Linked DNA regions of Mus musculus: region 1 is linked to region 2. Evidence: chromatin loops called from intact Hi-C (ENCODE). Cell type or tissue: heart. All regions are shown on one strand. Links, peaks and the distances in the headings refer to the core of each region. The heading gives the core; the rest is flanking DNA. Region 1 overlaps Nrde2 (nrde-2 necessary for RNA interference, domain containing). Region 2 overlaps Ttc7b (tetratricopeptide repeat domain 7B).

What was found. Hi-C counts contacts between places; a loop is a spot of excess contacts. Peaks named below come from ENCODE experiments on the same cell type or tissue, not always from the same donor. Only the 100,000 strongest peaks of a DNase experiment are listed, where the experiment ranks them.
Region 1: it touches region 2 in a loop (5-fold over the local background); 4 of 42 quality-filtered maps call a loop at or near these places.

The regions. Positions count from the first base shown.
Region 1 is chr12:100,125,127-100,141,916 of GRCm38, reverse strand. Nrde2 (nrde-2 necessary for RNA interference, domain containing) reads left to right here. Exons shown (of 14, transcript NM_001290303.1): 6 at 1-24; 7 at 1,779-1,912; 8 at 4,139-4,259; 9 at 7,385-7,560; 10 at 9,380-9,766; 11 at 10,634-11,559; 12 at 12,484-12,622; 13 at 15,645-15,716; 14 at 16,186-16,467. The coding sequence ends at 16,311. Among named protein-coding and RNA genes, the nearest start is that of Psmc1, 23 kb to the right of the region's middle. In heart, for the core only: a CTCF peak has its summit at 10,089 (motif pointing left); a DNase peak (open chromatin) is centred at 9,996.
Region 2 is chr12:100,337,253-100,339,752 of GRCm38, reverse strand. The region is part of intron 17 of Ttc7b (tetratricopeptide repeat domain 7B); the gene reads left to right. Among named protein-coding and RNA genes, the nearest start is that of Gm51958, 11 kb to the left of the region's middle. In heart, for the core only: CTCF peaks have their summits at 1,430 and 1,846; no DNase peak of the experiment used is centred there.

The sequences.
Region 1 (16,790 bases), core at 8,859-11,358, 210 kb after region 2:
CGGGCACCGAGGAGGCCATGTTTGGTAAGAAGAAAAACAGAAGTGGCTGTGTGGGAGGGTTTTGTTTTTGTTTGGCTTTAGGCTTATTTTAGAAAGGTCTAAATTGTCAGAGCAGGGGGGGGGGGGGTTTATTTCGAGTGTTACCACTCTGTCTAATTTTAACAGATTCCCATCCAGCTTGCAGGGTGGGTGGGCAGCTCGTTAGAACTAGCAGAGTTAGAAAAAGATGACTGGCCATCTTTTCTACTTATTCACCAAATAAACACATCTCAGTCTTAATTGCTTTGGCTGCCAGCGGTCTTAGCTGATGAGACCCAGTTACAGGGTCTCTGGCAGTGCGGTACGTGAGATGGTATACTTACTACATACATGCAAGTGACGGGAATTAAGTGTTAATGTTTTTGGTGTGTCCTCAATGATTGTAGAAAAAAATCTTGGCAGTCATGAGCTACAGCAGGCATCTCATGTTGTGGATGGAGGATGTCACTCTTCAGCTTGGGTTCTGGATCTATCCTTTATTGTGACAGTGTACAGATACTGATCTGTAACAGTGTGCACATTTCTGAACCTGTTTGAGTCTGTTGTTTCCTTACAGGACAGTAGGCTAGCACTTGCTTTACAAGACCATTGTGAACGGGAAGGGAGCTAGGGGCTGATGGATCTGTACGTGGCAAGCATTCACTTCATGGAAACCCCTGGAATTAAGAGTTAGTTATCCTAACATCTGGAGACACAGGTGCATCGCTGTAGAAATAATAAGAATTTCCCTCACTGGCACAGAGCCTTGTATTGGGGGATGGAAGGTACAGTTCCATGCATATGTGATGCCCTAACATGGTGTTAATCCCTAACACCAAGATTAAAGCAGTGACATGGAGTTTTCTTTTGAAATTAGATATTATTCGTGATATGCTTACACAGCTTCATGCTGTTTAGGAAATGGGACTCTACCACCATTCAGATGTTCAGAGTGTGCAGTTCAAATGTTCAGGACCGTGCTCTGCTCACTCTTGGTTGAATATAGGGTGAACGAATGGAGAACAATGCCATCTAGTGAGAACTGAGTTCAGCTCTGCCTTCTGACAAAAATGGTGCCGTCCCTTCCTACCACTTTAATTGTGAGAGTAAGCTTTGAGTATTGGATAGCTCTCATTCAGGCATACCTTTTGCCTTATTTTAGATACTGTATATGGTTTTATTGTTTGTGTAGTTTCATACAAGAATAGAAAAAATACCTTGATTATAGTACTGTTATGAGTCCTTTTATTCATTTATTAAAAAAAAATTAAGCTGGCCATAGTGGTATATTCCGTTAATCCCAGCACTAGGAAGGCAGAGGCAGGAGGATGTCTGAGTTTGGGGCCAGCATAATCTATGGAGTGAGTTTCAGGACATCAGGGCTACACCAAGAAACCCTGTCTCAAAATATATATAATAAGGTTTTAGGTTTACTTTTATTGATGTGTGTGTATATGTGTCTCTGTGTATGTGCACATGTGTGTGGGTCTCTGCAGAAGTCAGCAGAGGGTGCTAGATCCCCTTGTGGTGTAGCTATTGATGATTTCAAGTCATCTAACATGGGTGCTTGGAATGAACTCAGGTCCTCTGGAAGAGCAGCAAGTGCTCTTACCTGTTGAGGCATCTCTCCAGCCTGTTGGTGCTTTTAAATCAGGACCCTGGGAACATCACAGTGACTTCTAGGTGTTTGGTTGCTTGTTGAGAGCTCACGTTTTCTCCTTTTGTGGTATCAACAAAAACCCTTTCGCTCCTGTTTGCAGGGCTCTTTCTTCAGCAGTGCCACTTTCTACGGCAGGCTGGCCACTCAGAGAAGGTCATCTCTTTGTTCCAGGCCATGGTTGACTTCACCTTCTTCAAGCCTGACAGTGTGAAAGAGCTGCCTACTAAAGTACAGGTATGGCACACTCTATGTCTCAGAAGTATTCCAGTGACCAGGGAAGATTCCCTTCATGATGGCAGTGGGGTGTGCTGGGTAGAGAAAGGGGACCTCTGCTCCCACATACAAAGTACACTGATAGGCTTGCTTACCACAAATGCAGCCTGTCTCCATAGTCGTGATGCCATTTTGACCGACGTGTCACTCTGTCTTTCTTGGCTGGGTTGTGTTGCTACCTCTCCATTGCCTACAATTGCTGCTTGATCTTATACGTGGACATTTTGGCAGCAGTCCTCACCAAGAAGGGGCTCATCTTTAAGGTGACAAGACATTTCCAGTCTCTGCCATTTGGTGACATGACACAGCATAAGAGCCACATGGCTGTAAAATAGCCACTTCTCTCTGTCCACTGAAAAAGCTTGGCTCTCTGCTTTGTGAAAGGGTCTGGGGGAAGGTAGCGAGAACATCTGAGCTCATGGTGAGCCCAAAGGAGAATCTTTGGGAACTTAAGGTCTCATGTGAACTGGCAGTGAAGACATTTTTATTATGATGCTACCTTTAGACAAAGTGGGATTAAAGAATTCAACCTGATAATACTGGCACAGCTAATTTTTAGTTAGCTTTTATAGAGAGCAATTTTAAAATGTGCTGTGATGTTTTAAGTCTACACTATGCTTCAGGAGTAACTTGGGAACTGTGGTGAGGGTCTGAATTCTTCTCTCACCCCTCTGCTGAGGCTCTTGATCAGTGGTGTGAACAGTGTGGTGGGCACAGCACTGCGCCTGATGGTGACGTTTCAAGGATTCCTGCTCTGCTCTGTTAGAGCCCCAAGCCATGGTATGGAGATGTTAAATCCCAGCTGCACAGCTCCCTAAGCGTCTGCAAGCCAGCATACAGAGAACTACCTGTCTAGCTGAGAGATACCTTCACCATAAACATGGGACAAAACAGGCAGAGGCTGCTACAAGGGTCTGTTTCAGGTTATAAACACATATCACACTCTTAAAAAGTCAGCCTTTGCTTGAGTGTAGTTTTTGTTTATTTTTGGCAGTACTGGGGTTTGAACCCAGGCCTTTTACACTTGGTAGGCATTGAGTTATTTGTTTAATTTAATTAATTTATTTATTTATCTATTTATTTTGTTTTTTTTTTGAGTCAGGGTTTGTGTAGCTCTGGCTGTCCTGGAACTCACTCTGTAGACCAGGCTGGCCTCGAACTCAGAAATCCACCTGCCTCTGCCTCCCGAGTGCTGGGATTAAAGGAGTGCTGGGATTAACCACCACCCGGCTATTTGTTTATTTTCAAGTCACTGTTTCAGAAGCCCATCTGTAGTCTTCCATCCCATTTCCCGCAGGTGACTGGCCCTCATATGCTCTCTGAGGCTATCTCGCCTGGCCCTGTGACTCTTGGAGGGATTCTTCCCCTCAGGACACGCCCTGCAACTGTCAGCCTGTGGTGTGCTCCCCAGAAACCTGCTCGCCCTCCAAAGGTTCCTTTAGAGTATCATTAGAGAAGATGGCTCCTGGAAATCCTGTTGCTAGTCGATAATCAGATCATAAGTCAGTCCCTGCCCAGTGCTATGTCTGCTCTGTTCCTGGGTATGACTGCCTGCCTGCAAGCTGCTTCCGTACACTGCTGCTCTCAAGTCCAGGCGACACCAGGGCCTGGCCTCCAGATGCACTTTGTGTGGCTTTGTCCCACAGCTACCCTCCTTCCACTCAGCTGTGCCAAAGGCATCTATTGAGTTCCTGCTGTGTGCTGAGCTAGATCTTAACATTAAGCAGTTACTTAAGATGCGATTGTCCCTCCAAGAGCTCAGTCTGTCCTGCTGAAAATTTGAATTCCCGTTCTCTCCAATGTCCTGAAAACAACATGACTTCAGGGGTCAGGTGGTGGGTCAGGCGGCATGAGTGGGGCTGGCAGTGGTTAGACCGCACCGGCAGGGTGAGGACTGGGAAGTGCTTTCCTACCCAGCTGCAGGCTCTTGTCACCAAATCTTGAGCAGCCTTTCTATATGCTGATCTAAGGAGTCACCATGTCCAGCTCACACTTTAGAGCTGTACACCAAGGCAGGGGTGGAGTGAGGGGGCCCATTTGGAGGCTGCCTGCCGAAATAACTCCTCTGTTTGCCATGTGTGCCTTTGAACATTGGTTGTATGGTATTTCAGGGATCCTGTGGTCCAGAGACGCACTTGGGAGCTTTGTTGTGGTTGGCCTAATTTCTGTCCTTTAAACCTGATCCAGGTGGAATTCTTTGAGCCCTTCTGGGACAGCGGAGAACCACGCGTTGGGGAGAAGGGAGCCCGAGGCTGGCGGGCGTGGATGCACCAACAGGAGCGAGGTGGCTGGGTGCTCATCACCCCAGGTAAGTGCTTCAGAGGGCAGGGGCGTGCCTTCTCTTCTGGGGCTGGGTTTTCCCACTTCAGGATTGTTTCTCATGCTTAGTGAGGCAGCTTAGGAGTGCTGCAAGAGTCAGAGGGTCAGGATTTAATCAGGCGCTGGACCGCCAAGCTCTGAGCTCCAACTCCCAGCATGCAGCATTCCAAGCACCTGAGGGTCTGAGGCCTCCAGAGGAAGAAGGGCTTTTCCTTCCTTCTTCCCTTCCCTTCCCTTCCTTCTCCCCTCCCCTCCCCTCCCCTCCCCTCCCCTCCCCTCCTCTTTCTTTCTTTCTTTCTTTCTTTCTTTCTTTCTTTCTTTCTTTCTTTCTTTCTTTCTTTCTTTCTTTCTAAGGGTTCACAGACTTTATTGGTTCAATAATAAACAGCAAAGAAAACGTTAACCATCACTCCGGGAGCGTCAGTGTAGACGTGAAAGCCACTCTTGGAGAGAAGGGCTTTTCCAAGTTGCTTCTCAAGTGGCTGGAGTGTCGCTAGTTCCTACTTCCCATCCTTCTGGGCGTAGATTTAAGGTAGTCTTTGGTCAATGTTCACACTAACAAATTTTGACAAATTTCTTGCCTCTTAAGGAACAAAGAGGCAACTAGCTTCACAGTTGTCATTCCAAAGTGCTTTCTAGGTTTATACCCGTAACAGAGCCAGCCAGTAGGAAAACAGGCAGACTTCTGGCTCCCAGTCTTTTAGCCACAGTTCCAGGAGCAAAAAGAGGGCAGGCCCCAGTGGAAAAGGTGCTTGGTCAGACGCCAGCCAGAGCTGGGCAAGACAGCATGCAGTGGGAACCTCGCTTTCCACTTAAATTGTTAGCACTTTGCTTTTTAGTTTCGAAGTACTTGTAGATGTGTATGTACCTGGAAAACAGGTATAGAGAGTGATAGTGCGTCCTGTCCAGAGTGGACTCAGATTTCACCAGTCTTTGTTCCTGTGTGTGTCTGTGTGTACATATGTGCATGTACATGTGTGTGTACACGTGTGTGTGTGTGTGTTTGTGTACGAGTGTGCATATATGGATGTGTCTGTGTGTGTACCAGACAGTTTCATCAGTTTTGGTGCTGCCGTGGACACGGGTGGGCCATGACTGAGCCCACTTTGTCTTCTCCCTCACAGTGATGACAGATCGATTTCATCACAGCAAGGCTTTGGGGGGTTTGTTTGTTTGTTTGTTTGCGTTGGGTTTTTTTGCCACTGTTTTTAGCCACAACCATCCTTCCTTTTTCATAGTTACTGAACACAGGGATCAGTTTTGCTATATAATATTATAAATGGAATCATCGTTTGTGTGTGCATGTGATAGATGCGTGTGTGTGTGTAGGTATGAATAGGTGGTGCATGTGTGAACATGTGTGGGAGCCTCTGTTGCTTCCCACCTTGTTTTAGAGACAAAGTTTGCCACGGGATTTAGAGCATCTCACTTTGTCTAGACTCACTGGCCGGCAAGCCCCAGGATCTGCCAAGCCTCTTCCTCCTCTCCTCCCCGACCCCATTGACGGTGTTACAGGTGTACACTGCCATACCTGGGTGCTGGTGATACGCACTCAGCAAGCACTTTACCCTCTGAGCTGTCTCCCCAGCTGCTGCACAACTTAAAAAATAGTTGCAAAATAAAATATAAAATTCACCGTGGTAACTACAAAGAATGCATTTCAGTGATGTGCCTGTACACAGTGCACAGCCGTTGCTGGCGGCCATCTCTGGACCTTTGCATTTTCCAGCTGAACTAGTCTCGGTTACCATCATCCCTGCCTCCGAGTCCTCTCCTCCCCTGGCAACTACAGTTCTACAGCATGTATCAGTTGATGACTTTAGGAACCTCCCGGAAGAGGAGCCACATACTTGTCCCTGTGTAGCTGGCTTCTTCCACTTCCCGAGGTGTCGTCGGGAGGCACTTGTGTTGTAGCATGTTCCAGAATCTCCTTTCATTTCGAGTTTGTGTAGTATTTCCCTGCATGGGGACCCTCGGATGCACCTCGGATGCATGGGCTGCTGCATCTTGGGCAGTTGTGAGCTGTGACCCTCAGTGTGCCATGACCGAGTCCACTTTGAGCCCTTTAAGGTGCACATTTAGAGGTAGGGCTGCCCCAGTCATGCCCTATCATTCTTTGAGCTGCCATCTTGTCCTTTACAGCTGCTGACACCATTTTATGTTGTTGCTGCCCAGTCCACCTCCTCCACCTCCTCAGCATCCCTTGTCTGCTCTGTGATGTTTAGGGTGACTTTACTCGTTTAGCTCAAGTCTCTGAGCTTATTGTTGCTTGTGCCAGGGGTTTGTTCATTTTATGCTGAGCATCAGTGTATGGTCTAGATAAGCCACAGTCTGTAATCACCCCTCTGACATCAAGGCTGCTTTGTTTCTGGCTGTGGTGAGCAGAGCTGCCCTGAGTGTGGATGCACAGGCTTTGTTGTTTGCTTGTGTGTGTGCACGTGTGCATGTGTGTGCATGTGTGTCTGTGCGTGTGTGCATTTCAGCCTTCACCTTTCTGCAGTGGTAGGTGCCAGCTAGTGTTATAAGAAACCACCAAACTCGTTCTGGGTGTGGTCGCTGAATTTTTTTCTATGCCCTGAAAATACTTGGCTTTGCAGGCAACTGAGATTTCTTTCTTCTTTACTATTACATGTTCAGACTTGGAACCCAGTGAAATAAATGGTTGGATACCCTAAATTAATAGTTTTTAAATCAAACTGTAATGATAAGTCATAATTATAAGGCCCCTGTCTAAAAATCAGATGTGTTAGCCAGTGTGGTTATAAAATTCCATTTATTAAAAAATGATGTTCAAAATAATTACCTCTAGCTGTCTATTCTTAAAGTGCATTAAAATGAAATGAAATTAAGAATTCAGTGAGTCACATGTAGGTGGTGGCAACTTTAGCGCAGATAGTGTTTTTATCATTTCAGGAAGTTCTTTTGGGCAGTGATGATCTAGAAATCTATTCCCTTTGTCTGCTTCTTTTTCTCTGGGACTCTCCTTGAGCCAGGGAGCAGCCTGGGCGATCTGTCTCTGTGTCACGTGCCCACATGGTGCTGGCACAGAAGGTGACAGTAGTGGTGATGGATTTATTTTCTGCTCCAGTGAACCGGTGTCTCATTATTATCTAGATGAGGATGACGAGGAGCCCGAAGAGGAGGACCAGGAGATAAAAGACAAGACCCTGCCCCGGTGGCAGATCTGGCTTGCTGTTGAGCGTTCTCGAGACCAGAGGCACTGGCGTCCCTGGCGCCCTGATAAGACCAAGAAGCAAACGGAGGAAGACTGTGAGGACCCTGAGAGACAGGCATGTACCCTGCCCTCCCCACTGTGTGTGCGTGTGCGTATGTTCATGATACCCAGAAGAGAGCATCAAGTATCCTCCCCTCCTCTCTTATTCTCCACCTACTCCTCTGAGGCAGGATCTCTCCCTGAACCCAGGGCTCTTGAATTTTAGGCTAGGCTGGAAGCCAGCAAGCCCCAGTGATCCTTATGTCTCTACCCTTCTTGGATCTGGGGTTAGAGGCATGTGCAAAGCTCCATCTTGTTAAGTAGATGCTGAGAGATCTAAACAATGGGTCTCAGGGTTTTGAACCCCTGAGCCGTCTCCAGCCCTGGCCAGGCGTGACGGATGGAGAAGGAGCTAGTATTGGTACATCACTCACCTCATTAACTGATTTGACACTGCTGCTCCGTTTAGTGTCTACTATCTCGAGGTTTTAAATAAGGGAAGATGTGCTGTTTTGTTTGTTTGCTTATTGTTGTATTGAGGCTGTGTAGTCCAAGCTGGCCTTGAGCTCATGATCCTTCTGTCTTTAGTCTCCTGAGTGCTGGGATTACAGGTGTGTGCCACTACACTGACTTAAGAATTTTGATGCCCGGAATTGATGCCGTTTTCTAAGATACCAGCTCCTTGTTTGGCTTGTGATGCCATGCGCGTGTAGCTAAAGAGATTCCCTCAGTGGATGAGGCTCTTGTGTGCTTCCCTGCAGGTGAGGTGCCTTACAGGGCGCGTTGCCTCTTGCTCGTTGCTTGCCACTTTTGCCTACGTGCTGTTCTGTGGCCTCTGCTCAGATAGTGAGAGCTGGTGGGTGCTGAAAGGATCTTGGAGCATGGAATCTGTACTGGCAGAGTTTGAGGTGCAAGGAGTGGCCAGACTGGAGTTTGAATGGAGAGTAGGGGTGGACCAGAAGCAACCTCCGATGAAACTTCAGCAGGCCCTTGTGAGCAGCAGAGAGGCTGGGAGGTCCCAGTCCTTCCCTGGATGAAGCTACTGAATGTCTTAAGGGAGGATCATTGCTTGGTGTTTAGGATGTTATAGTGTTCACAGTTGAGCTGATTTCTGGAGCAGACTGTCTGAGTAACTTCCTGTCACTTTGCATTTTCTCTAATTGAAGCCCAAGGGAGAAAAGCTTTCTGATTAATTAATGGTCCCGTGTGTTGAGTCCTGGGCAGCCCAGTGTGACTGTGCTTGAGCTTGTGTCCTCTGTGAGAGGCAAAGAAAGCCGTCAGCGTGACGGCACCTCGAGAGGACAGCGTCCGAGTCTGTGTGCTTTCAAGCAGCAGTGTGAAGTCGCATTTACAGAGATGCAATGCTCCTGTGAGCATTTACAGCCAGCACCGTGCTTTTAACTGCGCTTCACACAGTCCGTTGCTTCTGTTGTCTTCTTCTTAACCATGCTCCTGTTTACCTGTGTTTGAGCTGTTTCCATTTTCTGAAGCAGCTTTCTAGAAAGGAACTACGAACCCTAGCATCAAAAGTCTTTGTAGCTGTTCTCGTAGCTGTGCAGTTGTTTGCTTTCTAAAATGAACATGGGCCTAGGTCTTCTGTAAGTCCTGCAGGTTGCTTTGGAAGCTGTTGGCTTCAGCCTGTTGGTCCTTCCTCCTTCCCAGTGCTTCCTGGGGGTGTGTGAGTGCTAATGGCCCCTCCAGGCTCCAAGCCTGCTGTTCTCCAGCTGCCCACGTTGCCTTGGGAGGCCTTCTGAGTTTTAGTGTTGGGAGGAAACCTAGCTAAAACCTAGCTACTGTCTATTTGCAGCTTACTTTACGGGTGTTGAATTGGTACTGTGTGCTCAGACCTGTGAGAGCCCCTGTGTCTCAGTGGCTCCGTCTCGTCTTGCTTGCAGGTGCTGTTTGATGACATTGGGCAATCTTTGATCAGACTTTCCAGCCCAGACCTTCAGTTCCAGCTCATCCAGGCCTTTCTGCAGTTCCTGGGCGTGCCTTCCGGCTTCCTGCCCCCAGCCTCCTGCCTTTACCTGGCCATGGACGAGAGCAGCATCTTTGAGAGTGAACTTTATGATGAAAAGCCCCTGACTTACTTCAACCCTTCCTTTTCGGGCATTAGCTGTGTCGGCTCCATGGAACAGTTGGGTCGCCCTCGCTGGACCAAAGGTCACAACCGAGAGGGCGAGGAGTTTGTCCGCAATGTCTTCCACCTGGTGCTGCCTTTGCTCGCAGGCAAGCAGAAGTCCCAGCTCAGCCTCTCCTGGTTACGGTACGAGATTGCAAAGGTAACTGGAGCTGCCTCCTCCCTCACTGCACCTCAGTGTCTCCCCCAAATGCACCCGCGTGTCGTCCTCACAAAGCTCCCTCCTTCAGTTGACGCTGGTAGTCACTTCAGATGTGGAGGAACAGCAGACAGGGAGGAGACAGTTCCGTGCTCGGTGGCCAGAGCTGTCCTGTCTGTCGTCTGTGATTATCCGGGCACTTAGTGCCAAGAGGCAGCATCCGCTTAAGCTGGGTTAGAGGATCTAGGGCTTCTTAGGATAGCAAATAAGCTACTTACCCTCTCTATGCTCTGTAGCTGTCGGCTCAGGGCTCCCAGTCACTGCTCTGCCCTCTGCTGGCCAGGATTAGTACTGACTTCTCTTCGATAATGTGGCCTCAATGTCTCAATTTTTTTTTTTTTTTTAAATTTGTCCTTTGGTAATTTCATACACGAGTAGAATGTATTTAGATCATATGTTTAGTTTCCATGTCCCCATTTCATGTCTTCTCACAGCATACTGACAAATTTGAAAAGTGTTATTGACAAGCGATTGAGTTATCAGAAACGTGGAAAAGAGATGTGGGGTTAGGGTATGTGTCACCATGCCCCGCCCTCAGCGAGCTCTTGCCTTTGGACAAGAAAGTGTGGCCATCTCTTTGGAGGCAAGCGCTTGGAGAGGGTCAGGCCTGTGTGTTGGGGATTTGAGTAAACACCTGGTATGTTCACTATGGCCATGGTGAGCCCTGATTTCATTGCCAGCTCAGGGGTCCGGTGTTAGCCAGATTTGACAGAGGGCATGTGGGCACCACTGCCTTGCCGGTGCCGCCTCGGCCTGACAGACAAAGGGAGTGTTTGGGGGACCAGAGTTGTTCTTTTCTTTCTACTATAGGTCATTTGGTGTCTACACACTAAAAAGAAGCGATTGAAGTCTCAGGGAAAGAGCTGCAAAAAACTAGCCAAGAATCTCCTCAAGGAGCCAGAAAACCGCAACAACTTCTGCCTCTGGAAGCAGTATGCACACCTGGAGTGGTTGCTCGGTAACACAGAGGATGCCAGAAAAGTGTTCGACACAGCACTCAGCATGGCAGGCAGCAGCGAGCTGAAGGACCGTGAACTCTGCGAGCTCAGTCTGCTCTATGCCGAGCTGGAGATGGAACTGTCGCCGGACTCGAGAGGAGCCACCACAGGCCGAGCGGTCCACATATTAACACGGCTGACGGAGAGCAGTCCCTACGGGCCCTACACGGGGCAGGTCTCGTCCACCCAGGTGCTGAAAGCTCGGAAGGCTTACGAGCTCGCGCTGCAGGACTGCCTGGGCCAGAGCTGTGCCTCCAGCCCAGCTCCTGCAGAGGCCTTGGACTGCCTGGGTAGCTTGGTCCGATGCTTTATGCTCTTCCAGTATTTGACTGTGGGCATTGATGCTGCTGTGCAGATATACGGAAGGGTGTTTGCCAAGCTGAAGGGCTCTGCTCGCTTAGAAGACCCAGGGCCAGAGGACAGCACCAGCTCCCAGAGTTTGACCAATGTGCTCGAGGCTGTCAGCATGATGCACACAAGCCTGCTGCGATTCCACATGAACGTTTGTGTTTACCCTCTGGCTCCACTCCGAGAGACCCTCTCCGATGCTTTAAAGCTGTATCCGGGCAACCAGGTTCTTTGGAGGGCTTATGTACAGATTCAGAATAAGTCCCACAGTGCTAACAAGACCAGAAGGTTCTTTGACACAGTTACTAGGTCTGCCAAACATTTGGAGCCTTGGCTATTTGCAATCGAAGCTGAGAAGCTGAGGAAAAAGCTAGTGGAATCTGTTCAGAGGTAATTACTGGCAGTCTCCTGCATGGGCTTCACAGACCTTAAAGGGAGGGTTGCTGTGTTTGCAGCCCCTTGCCAGGTCTCAGGCGTGGCCCAGGCTCTGCCACACCTGGTGTGACTGCTTTAGCCACGACAGTGACGGAAGAGTGAATCAGACCTTAGGAAGTGGCTCCACCTGACTGGTTTCTGGTGTGTCTGAGGTGCTGTAATGAGAGCCTCGTGCTGTCAGGTGTAGACTGTAGAGGCTCTGATGCAGGTACCCGCTCTGCTGCTTGTCACCTGGGTGATTTGGGGCAAGCACGTCATTTCCCCTCCTGTCAAATGTATTTGCGGAAGAACTGACTTCCTGGGGTTTCCTGTCAGGTCCAGTGCAGCAGGTGCTGCCCAGCGGCTGCGAGCCTCCCTCTGTCAGCCTCCCTGAGAACGGCCTCCTGTTTCCCATGCCTCCTTTGACAGCTTGTTACAGCTGAGGGCTAGTGGTCATCTGGGGACCGTGTCAGCGTAGGAATCGTTGTTCCTTCTGGGCTGTTTGCTCTGCATCACATCAGTGAAATCCTGATAAACTGAGGGATACTTTATTTTGCTTGGTTTTTGTCTCTTTCAGTGATATTTATTCACTTGATCTGAGTCTTGTCCATTGTAAATTGAAAGACCTTTTCTTTCCCAAGGGAGGCCTTTCTTTCTGATTAATGGGGTTGTGTGTGGTTCCTGGGCAGGGTCAGCATAGCGAAGAAACACATTCTTGGCCAGTGTCCTTGCTTATGCCACACCTATACTGGCTGCCGGCATGCTCACCCCTGAGGGACAGAACACCTCTGAAAAGCGGATCCAGACGCCGCTGCGCTTCGCCATTGCTGAAGTATGTCTTCCCGCTGGGATGTCGGGCACAGAACCTGTCTTAGAATGACCTGAGTTCTTTCCTTGCAGGGTAGGAGGCAGAGAGGTCCATGCAACAATCCCCGAGACTGGCCTTACGCATCGCATCAGAGCTTTGTTTGAAAATGCGATTCGGAGCGACAAGGGCAACCAGTGTCCCCTACTGTGGAGGATGTATTTGAATTTTTTGGTAAGAAAAAAATTTTGGACTCTCTGGTTTTGCTTTGTTAAAGCCCCGTGTCTAAATTTATAAGTAGACAAAACTGCAGTTGTCTGTAGCCAGGCCTGGGAAGCAGGGCCTTATTCCCACCCCTCCCTGGGGGCGTGGGTTAATTTTTATGCGAACCCGACTGAGCGGTGTCTCCTCTTTCAGGATGTTTGGAAGAATGAAATGCAAGAGTGATTACTGGCTTTCTCTGCCTTGACCTTGTTAAACTAGTGACTTGGGAATGGCCCAGGAGCTTTTAGGTCAGAGAAGCTGACATCCTTGCTTTTCTCTTCACAAGAGCCTCCTGGTCTTGATTCAGCTTTGTTATCAAAAGATAAGGATCGGTCAAGAATGTGAAATTTTGAGTGGGACGTGTAGGTCATCCGTTCTAGCTTGCCAGGCCCTGGGGTCAGTCTCTAGCACCACTAGAGAGGAAGGCAGAGGAAGACAGTCTGGCCTGGTTCTTAGAAGCCATGTGGGTGCCTTCCCTGATCTCCACATCAGCCCCGTCTGTACTGAAGGCCTGAGGGACCCAGAGGACGTGTTCCCCAGTTCAGCTCTTGGTGCATGGGGCAAACAGGCACAGGCTTAGGTGCAGAGTGCTGAGTGCCTAGGTCTGGGCTGCGGCCTGCACAGTCATGTGTGTGGGGGTGTGTGTGTAGATGTGTGCACGTACATGTGGAGGCCAAAATGTCAACCTTGGGCACTGTTTCTTGGGTGTATTTCACTGTTTGTTTGTTTTGAAGTAGGGTCTTTCACATGGCTTAGAACTTAGCAGCAGGCTAGGCCGGCTTATCCGAAATCCCCAGGGCCTTGCCTGTCTCTGCCTCCCAGTGCTGTGCTAACTAACTCTGTGCTACCACGCTTGCTTTGTGGGTTTGTTTGTTTTTCACTTGTGTTCCGGGGAACTTGGTGCTTATATGACAAGCGTTTTACCAGCTGCACTGTGTCCCTAGCACTTAGAGGAATTCTTTCGAGCCGGAAGCCTAGGTTTATGGCTGAATTCCATGCAGAACAGAGGGTTGCATGGGGAGATGGTATTTATGGTGTGTCCTGATTTGACTGCCTGGCAGCCTGGTACAGCTAACAGGAAACTCTGGCTTTTGTCAATCTCTTTCCCCCGTGTCTCAACCTTTCTAAGCATAGAAAGGAGCCTTAGAGCAGAGTGGGATACTTGTCTGTTTATCAGCTTCCTGTCCCAAGTGTTTAGATGGACACAGGAAAAGGTCAGGTGACAGTGCTTTGACTGGGACTGCAGGGAGCTGGGTATGCGTGGGCTGGATACAAAAAACTGCTGTTGATTTGAAAAGAAAGGTCTGGGCCCTTAAGGAGTTTGTATCTTTGATGAGGTGGTGTTAAAACCAAGGATTAATTAGAGCAGTGACTTACCTGGCAGTTCCTGAGGCATCTGAGTGGGCTCCTAGCACTTTTGTTAATTAACTACAGTTGAGAGAGAGAGAGAGAGAGAGAGAGAGAGAGAGAGAGAGAAAGAGAGAGAGAGAGAGAGCTCCCTTGCTCCAGTGTGAGGTGTGGGCTGAAGTGTCAGAGGACAGGAAAGAGCTGCTGTGTGCGGCTGTCGGGGAGGGTGGCTTGCTTGAGTCCTCTGGATGGTGTGCAGGCATGCTGCGTGCTAGCATGCTTACTTTTTCCCTGCAGAAATGTTGGGCGTTAAGCCCCATCCTTGGTTGGCTAGAGAAGGAAAAGGAGTCAGACAAACAGCAGTTAGGTTTCCTCCTTAGGCTGACCTTTGTCGGGCGGCAGCCTCAGTGTGAGGGGACCTCCTAGCTGTTAACCGTGTGTGCACATCAGCACTTTGAGCCAAGCTGGTGGCGGTGTTGAGACAGTGGCAGCTTCCTCCAAGACTCTGGCTATAGCCGGGCGTGGTGGCACACGCCTTTAATCCCAGCACTCGGGAGGCAGAGGCAGGCGGATTTCTGAGTTCAAGGCCAGCCTGGTCTACAAAGTGAGTTCCAGGACAGCTAGGACTACACAGAGAAACCCTGTCTCAAACAAACAAACAAAAAACAAAAAAAAGAGAGAGACTCTGGCCGTGCACTTACACAGTATGGAAGGACATTTAAGTAGATAAGCCAGTCAGCCGTTACGGGACCAGATATGCACAGTGGAGGAAGTCCCACTACATAAAAGGGGGCTGTGGTATTTCTCGGTTGTCACTGTTAGACTTTCTTTACCTCCTTGTAATTGCTGTTGATCTGTTGGCCACTCAGATCTTAGGCCATTTTTAGAAAGGCCTTCATTTTCAGGGCTAGGAGAAAACTCACTACACACTGAGTACTGAGTGTTCTCCTTCCCTCTCTACACCTTCTTCCTCTCACCCATCCTCTGCCCGTCTTTTCCTCTCCTCCCCACTCCCCTCCTTCCCTCTTAAGCAGAGGCAGACGGAAGCATCTGAGCAGCATAGGAACATCACGCCATGGTGCAGCCTAGGCAGCAGCTGTGCACACTGATATCCGGCTGCCTCTAGACTCTGATGGCAAATTTTACTCTCAATAAGTAATGGGCAAATTTGCCTTTTGATTTTTACTTATTCATTGTCTTGAGACAGGTTGGTTTAGGATTTGTTATCCTCCTGCCTCAGCCTCCTCAGATGTTTGTCATGTAATGCCTCTCAGAGAAATGATGTAACTGGTACCCAGGGGATGCCAGTTTCTTAATTCTCTGAAGATAATGTTCTTAAAATAGAAGATGACTTTCCATGTGCCAGGTCCTCAGCCTCACCTCACGAACACCTCACCCCAAGCACTCTCACTGACACCCAGGTACAATAGTGTCATAAAGGGGACACAGGAAGTTAACAGCATCGTGTGATCTAACACGCTGAGCCAGAGTGTTGTCTGCCACTGGGAACCATCCCCCTGCTTGCCAAGATGGTGTCAGCGCACATGCAGGCTGGCTTCCGGTGTCTCAGGGCAAGCGTAGATAGTGGTGTAGTAGCCTTGGCTCCCCTGCCTCCATTGCTCACGCTACTCTCTTCTTAACTCAGGTTTCCTTAGGAAACAAAGAAAGAAGCAAAGGCGTGTTCTACAAGGCCCTCCAGAGCTGTCCTTGGGCAAAGGTAAGCTTTAAACGCAGTGCTTGTTGTCTTCAGCTTCCCAAGGACCTTCCTGCCAGCCTCTGCCTAGCAGTGTTAGGGTGTGTGGCTTGGCAGGGCAGTACCCTCTTCCAAAGCCTTTTCCTCGCCACCGTCCCCACAGCACCAGAGCTCCTTGTGACTGTCCCTGTAGCAGTCGATGGTGCTCCGTGGGTGAGCTGCTTCCCAGCATCCCTTGCAATGCCCAGATGCCCATGTCCTACCCAGACCCAGAGGGAAACCAAACGGTCATGGCAGTGCCTGCTGACCCTGCTGGCCAAATAAAGAGAGGGCTTCACTCTCTTTATGCCATTCACAGCTTTCCCCTGGGCATTGCAGAGCTGCCTGAGCTCGTCCCAGCAGGACCGAGAATTGATGGGACTCACTGGGACCCTACTCCATCGTGGGACTCTTTGATGCTTCCAGCCAGTGTTGGTCTCCTCTCTGCCCACAGGTGCTATACATGGACGCCATGGAGTATTTCCCAGACGAGCTGCAGGAGATCCTGGACGTGATGACCGAGAAGGAGCTCCGTGTGCGCCTGCCCCTTGAGGAGCTGGAGCTGCTGCTGGAGGATTAGTGTGCAGCCAGGCCTGGGCCAGCCTGCAGAGCCCAAAGCCGCAGCTGTGCAGGCTCCACTGTCCTGCTGGGGTTGGACGTATTGACTTACATATTATATATGTGATCTCTATGTACAAGTGGAGTCGTGCCAGTGATAAACCTTTTGTGGTTGACATGTGTGCAGCTTCTTATTTCCCCCGCTCAGCCCCTCCCACTGCATGTGTCCATGCTCCTGGAGTCACAGGTCTGGCCACTTGCATTTGAGATCCCCCTTTCCCTAGGCTGATAGATGTGCGTCGTTCTCCCATCCAGCCCAGAAGATGCTTACTCAGCACTGCCTGCCTTGGGTTATAGGTGTGGCAAGTTTCTAATCATTGCTGATGACACCTGTCTTTGGACCAGGAGCATCCACAGGGCCTTCATTGGAGCCTGGTGTTCCTGTGCTCAGTACTGTGTGGAAGGAAACCCTTGGGCCGGACACCAGCGCCCTCTGCAGGA
Region 2 (2,500 bases), core at 1-2,500:
GTCTCTGAGAAGGGCCAGTTCTGTCGACGGTCCCTCATCTGTAAAAGTATGGATGAAAAACTATAGCTGCATGCTCCTGTGTCGTTTGACGGGGCTTTGACCTGGGTTTAAGGCCCAGCCACATGCCGTCCTGAGATGTAGCCCTGGAAGCAGAGACTCTCAAGGAAGGGCCTCACCACACAGAAAGTCTCTTCAGACTTTCTATCTCTTCTGGATGGCTCCAGACTACAGGGTCCCTCCACACTGCCTCTAGACCCAAAGCCCAGAGGCCCTGTTCTCAGCTGCTCTAGCAGCTCTTACTGGGGAGAAAACGATGTAGGAAGTTTCATTTCCCTCTCCAAGTGTGCAATAAAGCCAACAAGGACGCCTGGGGCTCTTGGCTCCCACCTTCCAGTGGCGGTGAAGGCTGCCTCCCTGTTTAGGAGTAAATTCCCTGGGAGGAGAACACGCAGAGTAATGAGACAGCAGTCGACCAGACGGAGAAGAGCATCACGGAGAAGTGTGGTTCCACTTCGTCATGGCGAGTGATGGCTTTACATCCCCACACCTTAATGAGTAACACAGTCCGAAAGGAAATGCTCAAACTGCATATTTTACCCTCTGTTCCTCAACACTAGTTTTGAATATTTTTTTTCAATTTTTATTATTTTATTTACATTCCCCTATTTTTGAATTTACAGTGGGAAAAAAAAAGTCCTGATTGAGACAATCTTTTTCAAATATAACCTTTCTTTGCTATTTACATTTAGTCAATATTAATTTAATATAATTTTTCTTAATTACTTCTGGGGCACCTTTCTTTAAATGAGAATGAATGGAATTATAAGCAGTTGGCAAGTCAGTATAGATGTGGGTGTCCACAACAGGGAAGCACCAAGCTACCCTGTACCATGTACTGCATGGTACTACAGTCATGGGTAACCATGCCAGGCTTAGAGCAGCCTCTCCAGGCAGAGGGCTCTGAGTAGCTCCAAAGTGAACATGCAGTATGGTAGGTGAGCTGCTGAGGAAACTTCTGTCCACTGTAGTCCTCCAGAAGGTACTGCCTCCAACCCAGGACCACCAGTGTGGATCACCCTGACAGCTGGCTTCTCCTCGCATGCTCATGAATGGCTTCCCTTCATGCTTGTGTGTGACCACTTGGCCTACCAGCCTTGGCAGTACTGCTTCAGCCTCGCATGCCTCCTGGAGACAACATAGCCTCTCCTTGCTTCGTGGACTCCTGTCCCAAAGCTTTCCCCTGGAAAGATCTTCTCCTTCTCGGGAGAAGACATTTTGTCTGTTGTTAACTTATTGAAACTCTGTTAAAGTGGCTGGGGAACGGATTCATGTTGGAGCTGTGGCAGTGGGCATCTTAAAATATTCTTCCCTCAGGGTAAAATGGAAGTTCTACTGAGAGTGGTGGCCAGCGTTTATTAGAGAGTCCAGTGGGAGGCAGTATGGGCTGTGGGGATTAGTACAAGGCAGCAGTTGTCTGCTAAGCTGCTGTGGCCCTGGCTTTACTATCACAGTGATGGACATGCACAGAGGGAGGAGAAAGACAGTGATGCTCACAGATAAGGAAGGTGTATGATAACAGTAGAGAGCCACTGCCTCAGCAACAGGATGGCCTTGTAGGAAAGATAGGCAGATCAAGTCTAATCCCTTGGGGACATTGGGTCAGAACTAAAACGTTTAATATAAAGCAAACAGTATAGATAGCATACCTAATTTGGTGGCTGAAATACGAGTGGCCTCTCTCATCTCTTCTTCCTCCAAAACCTGAGAGCCGTTGCTGATCTCATCAGGACATGCTGGGATGGAGGAAGCAGGTATGGAAACAAGAAGGTCACAGCTGCCAGCAGGCTGCAGTGTTGGACAGATGGCATTTCTAAGCCTTGCTTAAGAGACAGTCTTTTCCTATTAACATGAGAATGTTTTAAGCAAGCTGACTGGCAGGATCCTTAATCATTCAGATTGCTGTTAAGAACTCAGGATCTTTAGGAGGGGAAATTACTGCTTTCTCTCCTTGCTCTCATTGGTTTGGGGGCACAGCTTCTAGGCGTGGACACTGAATGAAGTCTGATGTGGGATAACACTGAATTGTTAGGGGGCAGGGAAATGAGCTCCAAGCTCCATTAACGAGGGATTGCTACATGCCTGATGCCAGAGTGCCTTGGGTTCTTCTCAGAAAAGAGGTGAGGAAGGCAGCAGGTATGGGCTGCAGCAGCGGAGGTGGAGAGGATGTGGGTGAGGAATGGGGTGTGGCAGCCTCATGCTCCATCACTCTCTCATGTTCATCACATGAAGCAATCCAGTCAGTCCTCCAGGGCTGGGCTCCTGCCAAGTGTCTGTCCTGTGTATCTACTGCTGTCTCCCTTTTAGTAAAGGATGTTTATCACACATAGCGTGACAAGTGTCCATTGCTCCCAGCTCTGGGATAAGCACCAGTTCACCAGGTAGACAAGATCTCATTTGCTCCATGCTGAGAAGACAGAGGCATGAAAGGAATCCCAGGGGT